2 separate regions of the Homo sapiens genome follow, and region 1 is linked to region 2. Evidence: read pairs that join two places in POLR2A ChIA-PET (ENCODE). Cell type or tissue: OCI-LY7. All regions are shown on one strand. Links, peaks and the distances in the headings refer to the core of each region. The heading gives the core; the rest is flanking DNA.

Region 1 (10,545 bases), core at 2,251-7,250, 79 kb after region 2:
ATGGAAGATCTGAACAACACAATTAATAACAATCAAATAGATAAAAATTCTGCATCCAACAGTTGGCAAATGCACTTATTTTTCTTAAATATCATAGTGCAATTACAAAAATTGTCCATTTATTAGACCATATGGCAAGTCTCACAAAATTATAACACAGTCCTCATTCTCTGTGCGCAAAGTAATTAAGTTAGAGGCAATAACAAAAGATAAATCTATAAAAGTTCTTATATATTGAAAAATGTGGAAACACACTTGTAGGTAATTCATGTGTCAAAGAAAAAATTATGGAAGAAATGTAAAAATCCTAAAAGCCGAATGATAATGAAAATATCACCTACCATGTTCTGTAAAACAGTCAAAGTCATTCTCTAAGGACAATTTATTAATTTGAAAGCTTGTTTCAGACAAGAAGAAAGGTTAAAAATTAATGAGCTTTGTGTTCAACTCAAGAAATTAGGAGGAAAAATAGAAAAACAATCAAAGTAGGAGGAAATAGATAACAGAGATAAAAACAGAGGTTCAGAAAAAAGTAAACAAAGCTACAAAAAAAGAATCCACAAAATTAAAAGTTTTATTTTATAAACAGAACAATCTCTGCTGAGATTGAGCGAGGAAAAAAAAAGAAGGCACAAATAAGCAATATTAGAATAAAAAGGGACCTAATCACAGACAAGGCAAAGATTTTTTTAGATGAGCTACTCTGAATCAATTTAGGCCACATATTCAAAAACTTAGGTGAAATGGGCAAATTCCTAGAAAACTATAATTTACCAAAACTTACTCAAAAACAGAGAACCTGAATTGTTTTGTATCTACCAAAGAAATGCAATCAATATTTTTAAATCTTCCCACAAAGAAAATATTTAGTTCAGATATGTTTACAAATTACTTACACCTAGGTTTCAAGAACGAGATCATTCCAATCTTTAAAAATGTCCTATAAAACAGAAAAAGAGGGACTATGACACAATTCACTCAATGATATTAACGTAACCTTGATAGCAAAACCAAAGAAGGACAGGACAATAAAGAAACCTTTTGAACCAATCTCACTCATAAACATAGCTACAAATTCAAATTAAATACTAATGAAACAAGCTTAGGAGTTTATTTCAAATAGATAATACATCATAAACAAGTTGAGTTTAACCAGAAATGCAAGCGCAGTTAAACATTAGGAAATAAAAAATATGGCTAGGCATGGTGGCTCACACCTGTAGCCCCAGTGCCTTGAGAGGCCAAGGTGGGTGAATTACTTGAGCCCAAGAGTTAGAGACCAACCGGGGCAACATGGTAAAACCCCGTCTCTACCAAAAAAAATACAAAAATTAGCCAGGCTTGGTAGCACATGCCTGTAGTCCCAGCTACTTGGGAGGCTGAGGTGAGAGAATCACTTGAGCCTGGAAGTGAAGGTTACAGTGAGCCAAGATGGCACCACTGCCCTCCAGCCTGGGCAACAGAGCAAGACCCTGTCTCAAAATAATAATAATAATAATAATAAAGAAAAGAAAATATAAAAATATAATTCATTGGCCAGGCACAGTGGCTCATGCCTGAAATCCCAGCACTTTGGGAGGCCAAGGCAGGTAAATCACCTGAGGTCAGGAGTTTGAGACCAGCCTGACCAACATGGTGAAACCCTTTCTCTGCTAAAAATACAAAAATTAGCCAGGTGTGGTGGCACACACCTGTAATCCCAGCTACTCGGGAGGCTGAGGCACGAGAATCGCTTGAATCCAGGAGGCAGAGTTTGCAGCGAGCTGAGATCGCACCATTGCACTCCAGCCTAGGCAGCAAGAGTGAAACACCATCTCAAAAACCAAACAAACAAACAAACAAACAAAAATATATATATATATGTAAAATTTACCGCATTAACAGACTACAGGGGAAAAATATGATAATCTCAAAAGATGCAGCAGATAATGAGCAGACTTATTAAAATCAGGAACAAGACTTAGAAGTCCTATTTACTTCTACTCAACATTATAGTGGATTTTCTAAGTGCATTAAGACAAGAAAAAGCAGCAACAAGTACAAAGATTGGGAACAGCAATAAAAGGTAGGAGTATTGGAATATACTTCATTCATAAGGATATAATTCTCTAAACAGAAAGTCCCACAAAATCTACAGGCAAATTCTTGGTAATAATAACAGAGCTGGCCAGGTGTGTGGCTCACGCCTGTAATCCCAGCACTTTGGGAGGTCGAGGAGGGCAGATCACCTGAAGTCAGGAGTTCCAGACCAACCTGATCAACATGGAGAAACCCCATCTCTACTAAAAATACAAAATTAGCCAGGCGTGGCAGCACTCGCCTGTAATTCTAGCTACTCAGGAGGCTGAGACAGAAGAATCGCTTGAACCCGGGAGGCAGGGGTTGCGGTGAGCCAAGATCATGCCATTGCACTTCCAGCCTGAGCAACAAGAGCAAAACTCTGTCTCAAAAATAAATAATAATTTAACAATAACAGAGCTAACCAACATGGCTGAATAGAAGACCAATACGCACAACCAAATATATTTCTAAGCATTGGCAACAAACAGAAAATTTAAAAAGTATAAAAGCAGTTTACCATATGATATGGTTTGGCTATGTCCCCACCCAAATCTCATCTTGAACTGTAACTCCCATCATTTCCACATGTCTTGGGAGGGACTCGGTGGGAGGTAATTGAATCACGGGGTTGGGTCTTTTCTGTGCTGTTCTTATGAGAGTAAATATCACGAGATCTGATGGTTTTATAAGGGGGAATTCCTCTACACAAGCTTTCCTTACCTGCTGCCATGTAAGACATGACTTTGCTCCTCCTTTGCCTTCTGCCATGATTGTGAGGCCTCCCGAGCCACGTGGAACTGTGAGTCTATGAAACCTCTTGTTCTTTATCAATTACCCAGTCTCTGGTATGTCTTTATTAGCAGCATAAAAGACTAATACACCATAACAACAAAAAAGTATAAATTACATCTAATGAAGTTATAGGAGACCTATATGGAATAAATTCTAAAACTCTATTTGATAAACATCAGAGAAGATCTACTATAGAAATAAATAAAAGACGACATTCAAAACGAAGACTTTCTATTGTGAAGTTACCAGTTTTTCCCAATTTGACCTACAGATTCAGTGTAATTTGATGCCAAATCACACTTTTTTTCCCAAGAAACTAAGAAGCTGATTCTAAAATTCCTATGGATGAACAAAGGTCAAAAATATAACAAAGACTCTTTTGGAGAAGAACAAGGTAGGAGGTATGCTTTATCCTGTTTGAGGACTTTGATTACAAAGTTAATTAAGAGAGTGGTATTAACGCTGCAATACACAAATGGGTTAATGGTATAGTAGAGACTTGGGAAACAGAGCCACACATATTTGGACATCATATATAACAGAGGTGGTATTGTATATAATCAAGAAAGGGAGAATTAGTCAATAAGTGGTGCTGGGAGAATATGGGGAAAAATGAAACTGGATTCCTACCCAACATGATACGTAAGTCAATTCTAGATGCATGCAAGACTTGGATGTGAAAGCTGATATTTTAAACATCTATAGGATAATATCTTTAGTTTCCTGGGGTAAAGAAAACACATACAAAACAAAAACAGGCTTGTCTGAAACTGAGAACACAAAACACCCCAAAAAACTTATCTAAAACTGAAGAGATTAACAAATTTGACTTTCTATTTTTCAAAATACTCCAAACAAGAATTTGTAGACAAGCGACAAGCCAGTAGTAGATATTTGCTATATATAACTAGTGGTACGCCCATACATGTTTTAAAAACCTAGCTTTGCAGAGATGAAAAAAGCCATGATTTGTTGGGTTTGATTCTTTTCAAGGTGGAAAAGTTTATTTCAAGCCACCAACATGATGTTGCTAAACATGAAGTTAGGAAGACATACACAAAATCTCTCAGACGAGTCTACACAAGCCAGCTCCAGTACACCACTGCATATAACACTAAAGGATTTGTTTCCAGAATGCATGAAGAACTCTTTCTATTTATCAATAATTAAATGACAAACAATGCCACAAAAAAGGGAGGCATGAATAGTCATTTTGCAAAAGAGGAAATATGAATGAAGAAAAAATACATGAAAAGATTCTCTACTTCACAGTGATCATATAAATGTAAATTAAGATTATAATGAGTAAACATATTATACTCTCCTGATGAACTAAAGTTAAGTATTACTGCTGGGTGCAGTGGTGGATGTCTGTAGTCCCAGTTACTTAGGAGGCTGAAGTAGGAGAATCACTTGAGCCCAGGAGTTTGACTCTAACCTGAGCAACATAGTGAGACCCTGTCTCTAAAAAACATTTAAAAAGAAATATTACTATATTAATTTTTCCCAAAGACAGATCAACGGGAACTCTTAAACAATGCTGGTGTGAACATAAATTGGCACAACCACCCTGGAATAGGATTTGGCATTATCTTACAAAGTTAAGTACTGTACATTCTACAATCCAGCAATATGTAAGCTCAGGTATATATTGTAGAGGAATGCTTGCACAAGTGCACCAGAAAATATGAACATGAATATGCACAGTAGCACTTTTTGTTAAAAACATAACAACCCAAATGTAATCAGTCAAGGTTTGTTCATAGAAGTAGAACTACTAAGATAAATTGACAAAACGGATTTAGAGACTTGACTGTATGCAATTGTGGAAGCTGGTTATACTCTCTAGGGGAGGCTGTTGTTTCTGTGTCTAGTGCTGGAGCTGAAGTTCACAGGACCAGTGGTCAGGAGGTAGAGAGCAGGAAGCGAGGACAAACTGGAATCCATGAGGATGGACTGGAATCTGCATTGGTCTCTCACCACCTCCAAACCTCTGGTGGAGGAGGAGTTAAACACACCTCTGACCCAAGAGTTAGAGAAGCTGAAGCATAAGATCCACAGGAGCTGGAGGAGCTATGGACCCTGCACCTACCTCCTGAGTGTTAGGAAATACAGCTAATTTCTTCACTTTCACTTTCCACATCAGGCAGAAAATGTCTCTCCAGGTTCATCTAGTCTATTTTCATATGAGAAGTTTAAGAGGCCCAGAGAAGTGAAGTGACTTGTTACCTAGAAGCCTGTTTTTAAAAAAAAAAAAAGTCTTATGCATCTGAAACTCTTCGTAAGAGAGTGCACGTCAGTATTTTTGATCTAGGTACAGGCTGTCCGAGGGATATTCTTGACTCATGTTCTTTTGCCAGTTGCCTCTGATTATATCACATAAGAGGGCTTAGGCAGCTTTGCAATAATAGTTCTACTAATTATTCTCCAAAGGAAATTCCTCATTCCACTGCAAATAGATGTGATCTTAAGACTGATTTCCCCCAGAATCACTACAATATACTCTTATCTAAATTTGAGCACAGCATCTAAATATTCATTTTATTTAAATGTGAATTGCTGCATTCGAGCTAAGGCCGAGTTCTCCATACGAGATCCAAATTTGGTACCAATTTGGTAACCATAATCCATGGTTACTCTGTGACTACTAATCTGGGGGAAAAAGAAAACACTCTTTGGCAGAAGAGGATAAGTACATTCCTAATTTTCATTTCCAGATTCTTAGCCACTCATCCAGGATGAATGTTAAAACCATTATCAAAACATAGCCTTAGAAATAAAATTGTTAGGGAGATAATAATAACTCTTTGTCAATGAATTTATTTTGAGCAATAATAATACAACAAAGTTCCAGTACTGCGAAAAAGTTTGGCTAATCTCAAGAACATTATAGCATATGCAACTTGAAGTAATTTCTTTATCTAAAAATATTGGGCCAAAAGAAACTAATTAGAGTTTAATGTAATTTTATATTAAGTGTCTTGCTGTGGTTTTAAGATTTTCAGTAATATACTTTATTTTAAATCATCTCAGTGATTTAAAAGAGTAACACTTTTAAATGATAAAAAAATTTTAATCATTTATCATTTTAAATGATAAAAATAAATTTTGAGTGGGAAACCCTTTTCATAAAGAAAAAAGAAAAAAAGAAATTTTTATCATTTTTAGTTTCACAAAATAACAAATTGGAAGGTAATAATGTAAATTTGTAAGCTTTTCGCTGCAAAAAACTGTCATAAAAATCTTTAGATGGTGTGTTTCATTACTGACTTTAAAATAAAATTTAATATAAAAATATAATTCATAGCTAACTTTTTCTGAAATGTGTTTCTTTTTTTACAAAGTGAGATGTATCAGTACTTCTTTCGTTTCTATGCAATAATATTGTCACTCTCCCTTTTCTTTTTTATTAACTGATTTGGACTCTATTTCTAAGATAGCGTATAACAAAATGCCCCCAAAACCCACAACTCACAATTTTATGGATACTCTACCTATTGGGATATATTCCAATATGGTTATCATGTAGAAACCTCAAAAGAGAAAGGCTAACTTCCTCCTGTAAAGGAGTGATCATTACCACCACCAATCAATTGAACAAAGCCACTTCCACACAGTCAATAAGCTGCTTTGACTTTTTCTTGTTCTCACTTTTCTGGGTCTAGACTTGGGGAGTTAAAGTGTTAAGGTCTATGTACTTTGGCCATGGGTAACTGCCACAAATTGGGTTCTCAGTGAAGCACAGTCTGGACAGAGATTGGGGTGAAGGAATTTTATTAGGGAGTGTTCTTGGGATCAAACCAGTCCACTGCCTGGTCTTAGGACAATAGTAAAGAGGGGAATAGCGCCCTCCCCCACAGGCCAAGGGAAGACAAAATTAGCAGGATGTAAGATCTAGCTATTCTTCCCCATGTGGAGATTCTCCTTCCAGTGAACTTTGGAGAACCGTTTATTTTTATTAAGAAAGGCAACATTTTTTGACATGTACAAAGCACTTTCCTATATTTTTATTTTTTAATTTTTGATTTCCATAGGTTTTTGGGGAACAGGTGGTGTCTGGTTACATGAGTAAGTTCTTTAGTGGTGATTTGTGAGACTTTGGTGCATCCATCTCCTGAGCAGTATACGCTGAACCCAATTTGTAGTCTTTTATCTCTCACCCCCTTCCCACTCTTCCTCTGAGTCCCCAAAGTCCATTGTGTCATTCTTACGCCTTTGCATCCCCATAGCTTATCTCCCACTTATGAGTGAGAACATATGATGTTTGGTTTTCCAAGGGAAGGCAATATTTTTATTAGGGGTCTATAAATATTAGTGGCTGTTTTTTAAAATTTGGTATTTCAACTGTAGTCTTCATGATCAGTGATTTAGAAAAATACCATATTGTACTGAAATAAATTTGCTATATATTTATTTCAGATTCTATATTAAAAATTGAAAAATTAGTGTTTTCTGCTGTTTGGAAAATACAGTAAATTTTCTTCTCTAAGTTTTCTTTTGCTAGAGTTTTTATGTGATGTCACGGGCCTCTCCATGCCCTTTGCATTCTCTTCCAAAAATCTGTTCTTGCTGTCAGTTAAGTGGAAATGGTTAGCAACGAAGCAAAATCAAAGTGGACCCACCCAGCTTTTATATCCTGCATGGCTGAGCTTTAATGAAAGTTTGAGTTTTTCCAAAAGTCTGGTCTCTACTGACTGGGAATGAAAAACATTTGGAAAAAAATGCCTTGAGCATGTGAACCATGTAATTTCATTTGAACTAAGGAATTCCAAAAATACTTTGCTTATTGGAAGGGCAGTTATATTGCTGCATTAGAACTTGATATTGAGAAGGATAAGTACTAGTTCTTTTCTCCCTTTTTCTCATAAACATTAAAAAACTTAGACTGAGTGGCTGGGTAGGAAAATAGTGTAAAGAGGCTAAGTTGGACCACCAGGTGGGCTTGCTCTAGAACCTATTCCTTCCTTAGGAGATCCATCTACTCTTCCGGGTTCCATAGAGCCCCACGCAGCTTGAAGCAACCCACTCTGCACTGATGACAATGCAGGGCTTCATCTGGCCATATCTTGATGACTACTTGAACTGAGGCCCAGTCCTTTAGTCAGTTCTGCTCACCGACACCAGTGTAAATGCTATGCCAGTAGCAAAACTGGAATTGCTGGGTCCCTGCTGGGCAATCTGGCCAGAGAACAAAGTAGGTCCTGTTCAGTTTTATGTCTCCATGAGGGGATCAGGTGTTAATATTATTAACTAGCATTTTTGGGAATATGTACTATGTGCTAGTCACAATACTGGATACTTTTACATGGATTACATTATTCAATCTCCGTAACAATCCTCTATGGAATTTTGAAGCTTAGAAAGGTTAAGAAATCAGGTTTTGAAACCAATCAGTCTGACTCCAAAGCCTTTGATCTTCTTTCCTATTTTGTAATCCCTGGCTTTTAATCATGGGTCTTAGTGTACTAGATTGGGATCACAGATAGCAGTGTGGCAGATACAGTTGGTGCCCTGCCCATGTCTCCTGAGCCTTACCAAGTGCCAGCAGCTGGACCATCTTGCTTAATGGCCTTCTCTGGTGGCTGGAGCTCCATATGTGAGCATAGGTTTGAGGAGATGTAATGCCTTAAGTGCAGCCTTTAACTAATGATTGATAGGAGTTGGGGTATGAATACTTCAGCTCCTTTGCTACTCTGGTAGAGTAACTCAGAGGCATGAATTTTACACTGGTACCCAAAATTCTCCAGAGGGATTAAGTCCATTACCCACAGTACTAACCCACTTGAAAACATGCCCTTTTTATTGATTGCCTTCCCTCTTTGTCTCACTTCCCTTGCCCATATTTCCTGAGATCACTACCCAAGTAAGCTACTTGTGTACATATTAATGCCTTAGGATCTGGCTTCTGGGGGAACCAAAACTAAGACAAAGAGCAAAGAAACGGTGGACCTATGAAGAAGGAGGACCCAGTTGGAGTGGATGGGGCAATGCTGGAAGGAAAGCATGGGGTTGCAGTCTCTAGGAAGAAGCCTCTGATGATGGTTTCCTGTTCTTGAAGCTGACAGTGTCATTGTGAGACAGGAGACAAAGGTTTTGGGGGATTATTGAATATTGACACACTGGATGGTTCTTTGATTGCTTGATTGAATGGAATTTCTTTCAGAAGTTCTCTCTTGGTCTGTTCTTTTCAAATGTATTCTATATTTACCCAAGTTTAATAAGAAGAGATTCCAGAAAATGCAACCATTAATAACTGGAATAATGAAAGAAAATGCTAACACGTTAAAAACAGAACATTGAGTAAATGGTCATAAGTAAATGAAAGACAAATGTATATATATAATTTTGGAGGATGTATAATTTACTCATATGGCCTGAATGTGGTAATACTATGTATCATATTTCATGCAAACATAAACTGAATGAGGCTTTTTTTTTTTTTAAGACAAAGTCTCCCTCTGTCACTTAGGCTGGAGTGCAGTGGGGTGATCTCGGCTCACTGCAACCTCCGTCTCCCAGGTTCAAGCAATTCTCCTGCCTCAGCCTCCCAGGTAGCTGGGACTACAGGCGCGCACCACCATGCCTGGCTATTTTTTGTATTTTTAGTAGAGACGGGGTTTCACCATATTGGCCAGGCTGGTCTCAAACTCTTGACCTCGTGATCCACCCACCTCGACCTCCCAAAATGCTGAGATTACAGGCATGAGCCACTGCGCCCGGTCAATGAGGCTCTTTTATACCACTTTTACTACACTTATAGGATCATTTCTCAACTTGTGACTCTATCATCTTTACTGATTAACTGGACATCCAGTGGTGCCCAAATTTTCAGGGAATAACATGGGCATGGGCAAAATCTTGCCTTGTTAAGGTTAATGGTATTGTAAATTGTTAACTATTGCATTTAGGTCGGGCATGGTGGCTCACCCCTGTAATCCCAGCACTTTTGAGTGGCCGAGGCAGGCAGATCACTTGAGGCCAGGAGCTTGAGACCAGCCTGGTCAATATGGTGAAACCCATCTCTACTAAAAGTACAAAAATTAGCCAGGCATGGTGGCAGGCACCTGTAATCCCAGCTACTGCAGAGGCTGAGGCACAAGAATCACTTGAACCCAGGAGGCGGAGGTTGCAGATTGTGCCACTGCACTCCAGCCTGGGCGACAGTGAGACTGGAAAAAAAAAATCAATTGCATTTACACATTTTAATATCTGTCATTAATTTTATATATTCAACTTCATGTCCGCATTAACCAAGTTTTGCCTGAGACATCATACTTAAATTTACATGGCTGTTATAATAATCTGAAACAAATTGGTTTTTGAAGCAGTCGCTTGGGGTATTGTTAACACATTCATGAAGAGCAAACTTAGAAATGCCCATTATTTTTTATAAAATCTGTAGATTCAGAGAGGAAAATAAAGTTGTAAGTAGACATTTCTTCTTCTGAATACTCCAACCACAAGAAGGAACTGTATGAGCAATAACAGAATATTTTGAGATAATCTTTAGAGTATCTAAGCACTCAATCCCCATTCATTGAGTCTTGAAGACGCCCAATATGCTCACCACATTCCAGTCAAACAGCACTTTCACCAGAGATTTGAGTTACAGAGCTGGATAACCCCTCAATGCTTTTTTTTTTTTTTCTTTAGATGGGGAGTCTCGCTCTGTGACCTAGGCTGTGGTGCGAT
Region 2 (5,000 bases), core at 1-5,000:
GCATTTGAAATTCATTCATATTGTTGTGTGAATCAATAATTTATACCTGTTTGCTGTTGAGTATATTCTAGTGTATGTATACTATATTTTGTTTATAAATTCCCCAATTGGGGCACATTTGGGTATTTCCCATTTTGGGTGATTACAAATAAAGTTATTATAAATATTTGCATATAGGTTTTTTTGGGCAAACCTAGGTTTTCATTTCACTTGGATAAATACCTAGAAGTGGGATTGCTAGGTCACATGGTAAGTGTATGGTTTATTGTGAGAAACTGCCAAACCTTTCCATAGTGGCTGTACCATTTTTTCATTCCCACCAGCAAGTATATGAGAGTTCTAATTGTTCCTCATCCTTCCCAGCACTGGTATTCTTTTCTATTTTTTCTTTTTTTTTGAGACAGAGTTTCGCTCTGTCACCCAGGCTAAAGTGCAATGCCGTGATCTTGGCTTACTGCAACCTCCGCCTCCCGGGTTCAGGCTATTCTCCTGCCTCAGCCTCCCAAGTAGCTGGGATTACAGGCACCCACCACCATGCCCTTCTTTTGTTTTGTATTTTTAATAGAGACGGGGTTTTGCCATATTGACCAGGCTGGTCTTGAACTCCTGACCTCAGGTGATCCACCCACCTTGGCCTCCCAAAATGCTGGGATTACAGGCATGAGCCACCACGCCCTGCTCTTTTCTTAAGTCATTCTAATAGGTGTGTAGAAGTGGTTCTAACTTGCATTTTCCTAATGACTAATGATATTAAGTATACATATATTTATATATTATTTTATAATCTTATATATAATATACATATTTTATATATTATATATATATTTTATATATATATACACACACACACACATATTTTTTTCTTTTTTTGAGACAGGGTATCACTCTGTTGCCCAGATTGGAATACAGTGGTATAATCATAGCTCACTGCAGCCTCGATCTCTCAGGCTCAAGCGATTCTCCCACCTCAGACTCTGTAGTAACTGGGACTACAGGCCATGCCACCATGCCTGGCTAATTTTTTTTTTTTAATTTTGTAGACATGGGGTCTCCTTGTGTTTCCCAGGCCAGTCTCAAACTCCTGGACTCAAGCCATCTTCTCGCCTCAGCCTCCCAAAATGCTGGGATTACAGGCATAAGCCACTGCACCTGGCCTTAGTTAAGTTTTTATGTACTTATTGTATATCTTCATTGGTGACATTCAAATCATTTCATCCTTTGTAATTGTATACTAAGGAATTAAACGATTGTTTAATTATTGTTTATTTTCTTATTGTAAGGTTTTAAAAATTCTCTATTTTTTTGAGACGCAGTCTCCATCAGTCGCCCAGGCTGGAGTTCACTGTCGTGGCTCACTACAGCCTCTGCCTCCCAAGTTTAAGCGATTCTCCAGCCTCAGCCTCTTGACTGGCTGGAATTACAGGCATGTACCACCATGCTTGGCTTATGTTTGTATTTTCAGTAGAGTCGGGGTTTCACTATGTTGGCCAGGCTGTCTCAAGCTTCTGACCTCAAGTGGCCCACCCACCTTGGCCTCCCAAAGTGCTGGGATTACAGGTGTGAGCCACTGCCACGACCTTAAGAGTTCTTTATTCTAGATACAAGTTCTTTATCAGATATTGATTTTCAAATATTCTTTTGAAGTCTGTAGCTTGTCTTTTCATTTTCTTAACTGTGTCTTTTGCAGAGCAAAGATTTTAATTTTGATGAAGTTTGATTTATCAATGTTTTCTTTTATGGATCATGCTTTTGGTATCATATCCAAAAACTCTTTACATAACCCAAGATGTAAAAGATTGTCTTCTATATTTTCTTCTACACATTTTGTAGTTGTATATTCTATATGTAAGGTTTATAATCCATTTTAATTTTTATATAAGGTGTGATGTATAGGTTAAGCTCATTTTAGTTTTACATGTAGATGTTCAGTTGTTCCAGCCCCATTTGTTAAAAAACACCCATCCTTTCCCCATTCAATAGCCTTTGAATCTTCATCAAAATCAATTAGTCATATTTATGTGGGTCTATTTCTGGACTTTTTGTTCCATTAACTTATGTGTATATCCTTTTGCAAATATCACACTTATATTTGTTTTTTTTCTTACATTTTTATTTCAAAATCTAAGGACATCTTATAACCCAGAAATATTTTTTATACCTTGTCATGTCTTAGAGGAAAGAGCCACCCCAGTCTTTTTTCATTGATGTTTTTCTTCTCTCTTCGTACTCCAGAGGTAGATGAAAACCAGAGGGCCACAATGACCATGGTGATGCCTGAGGTCATTCTGGGGCACAGACCTCAGCCTAGGTTACTCCACTTCGCCTATCTTTAGATCCAAAACTACCCTGCTGACTGCTGAGATAAACAAAGGAGAATAATCAGGTTGGGGAAAGGATTTCTATGCGAAGACATGTCTCCATGCAGTCCTCCTACACTGAGCAGAGCATGAGTCAGGTGCTTAGAGCAGGATTTTGTCCTAAACCAGGAACTTCAGAGTTTTCTGAAGAATGTGGCTATGTAAAGCACCCCCCCACCCCACCCTTACTTCTCAAGTACATTACGTGGCAAGTCTGAAAAAACTTACACTTCTGTTGTTAAATGTGGGGGATAAAATATAAACTTAGTTTCAAGAGGAAGCTATCTTGGGAGGTAATGCAAATAATTCGTTGTGTGTTTCCTGAATAAGTGACAGGTGCTGACTACCATTGATGCTTCATTGCAATAAAATGCAAAGCTCCCCCAAGAATTTTTGAAATGCATCAAGCTAGGTGTTCTAATCTAGCAAAAGGACCTGCATACATGAATTTTTCATGCTTTTGCCAAGTCTTTTGCCCTTTAGTTTAGTTAAGGGCCCCACATGAATGGAAAGCCTGTGTTGTCAGCTTAATTTTGTAGTTGTGGAAACCTTCCAGTTTTCTCCTTTGTCTAATACCTTCAGGAGTTCAATCCTAGGTTGAAGCTTAATTTAATAACCATGTGGCATGTAAAGTAGAAAACAAAACATCTTTTCCTTAGCATACAGCAAAAAAAAAAAAAAAACTCACTCATGGATGTAGTGTACACATGCCAGTGGATATATAGTCATAACTGCAGTCATTGGTAGCACAGAAATAAATGTGCATTGAAGACACAGAGATGAATTTGAATTCCGGTTCCATGAGCTACCATTCTTTGACCTTGGGCAAGTTGCATCACTTCTTTGAGCCTCAGTTTCCCCATCTGTAAAATGTGGATAGCAACATCTACCTCGCAGAGTTGCTGGGAGGATCAGATGAAATGATGGGCTAGCCCAGTGTCTGACTTACTGTGTTTAAGAAATATCAACTATTACGCTACTTCCCAGTGACAGTCCAAATGCAGACCAGTGTTATAACTCTACTTCTCAAACATTAATGTGCATGCAAATCACCGTGACCTTCTTAAAATGCAGATCCTGATTCCCTAGGTCTGGGGAAGGCTTGAAATTCTACATTTCTACCTAGCTTCCAGGTGAAGTTGAGGACAACACTTTGAAGGCAAGGTGGTAAAAGACGCTTGCACGTGCAAATGTTACTTTGTGTAACTAATGGTTCGCAATACTGTCTGCACTTTAGAAGCTCCCAGGAAAAGAAAATCTTTAATGATGCTGACCTCATCTCCAAAATAATGTAATTTTAACAGATCCAAAGTAGTGCCTGGGCATTAGTGTGTTTTAAAAGCCTCCCAGGTGATTCCAATGTTAGCCAAGATTGAGGCCCTCTGCTTAGTGAATCTAATTTGCAGCTGGGCTTGAGAAAAAACCTCTTCATAGAATTGTTTGCATCAGTGTCTTGATTGCCTCTGTAACTTACAATAAGCAAGAATGTTTCAGGATTTCAAAAATCTATTGCATTGCCTAAACCTCTTATTTTGTATGGAGTAATCAAGCTCAAAGTTTGCATGTCTTAGAAACTTTACTTGGGGCAAAATTAGACCAAGTAACAATTAATCTTCTAGGTATTCTGAGCTATTCAGACATATGATTCATGTTTGCTAATTGCTCTTTTCTCTTGTAAATATTAGCTGAAAAATGTCACCTGTCTGACAAGTAGCATATTTTATGCCTATCACTCCTGGCACGCATTCTTACAAGGCAGACAGGAAAAATAGGAAGAAAATGGACTTTTATCAAAGGCCCAGGCAGTAAAGAGGGGAGTTCTGCTGTAAGCTAAGGGGAGTTCCAGAGGAAGTTATAGGCGTTCCCTTTCTTATGACAAGAAAGCATAGTGCAGTAAATAAATTTGCTAAATAGATTCAACAGTCTCTACCCAAAGTCATCTATTTAATTCTTGTTGTTATGCAGACTCAGCAACTAACCTTCCTTGTAAGCCCCATTTTCTTCCCTGTTTCCTGTTTATCAAATGTAATTAAACAAGAGAAGTATTATAGAAGAGTAAAAGTAGTAGGTAATTCTTGAACTTGGCATATGATTACTACATATTTGATGAATAGTTGAATATTATTCTTCAAGGACAGATTGGATTTGGTATCAGGTGGCTCTGCATTAAGTTATAAGGGACTTAATAACTCAAGTATTTAAGGACGGCTTCCATCATAAAGGGATCTGCCCTTAAGAGGGTCCCATTATGGAGATTCTGAGGTGAGAGCTATTCCAAGTGTGCAGTGGATTAAAATAAAAGAATCATACAGGAAATCTCTTTTTACATGCCTTATTCCAGGGTCTTTGCAACCTGGCACAGCAAGTGCAGATATGATTAGCATTGTTTTACACATGTACACTCACCTTATAGCCCTGCCCCTGTGCCCCTCCTGCACAAAAGAATGCTGGGCACACGTGAACTCCTCTCTGTAGAAAGGCACATTAATGTTCTAGCCATGGTTAAAACAGGGATAGAGGCAAGCCAAAAATGTCGGTCATTTGAAATAAATCTCAAGTTTGTGCATATCACTATCAAGTGTGCTGTGTGGCAATTAAGAATGCCAATTTGTGTGATCACAGGCAAGTTGCAGTTTGATGAAA

What was found. Peaks named below come from ENCODE experiments on the same cell type or tissue, not always from the same donor. Only the 100,000 strongest peaks of a DNase experiment are listed, where the experiment ranks them.
Region 1: POLR2A ChIA-PET joins it to region 2 with 8 read pairs; 3 of 35 experiments call an interaction of 5 or more read pairs at or near these places.

The regions. Positions count from the first base shown.
Region 1 is chr9:5,603,996-5,614,540 of GRCh38, forward strand. The region is part of intron 1 of INCR1 (interferon stimulated noncoding RNA 1); the gene reads right to left. Among named protein-coding and RNA genes, the nearest start is that of RIC1, 20 kb to the right of the region's middle. RefSeq lists an enhancer at 5,029-5,078. In OCI-LY7, for the core only: CTCF peaks have their summits at 4,714 and 6,697; a DNase peak (open chromatin) is centred at 4,936; H3K4me3 peaks cover 1,239 bases; H3K27ac peaks cover 1,104 bases.
Region 2 is chr9:5,527,450-5,532,449 of GRCh38, forward strand. All of the region lies in intron 2 of PDCD1LG2 (programmed cell death 1 ligand 2), which reads left to right. All of the region lies in intron 1 of INCR1 (interferon stimulated noncoding RNA 1), which reads right to left. Among named protein-coding and RNA genes, the nearest start is that of PDCD1LG2, 19 kb to the left of the region's middle. RefSeq lists an enhancer at 4,120-4,169. In OCI-LY7, for the core only: no CTCF peak of the experiment used is centred there; a DNase peak (open chromatin) is centred at 2,632; H3K4me3 peaks cover 1,472 bases; H3K27ac peaks cover 1,211 bases.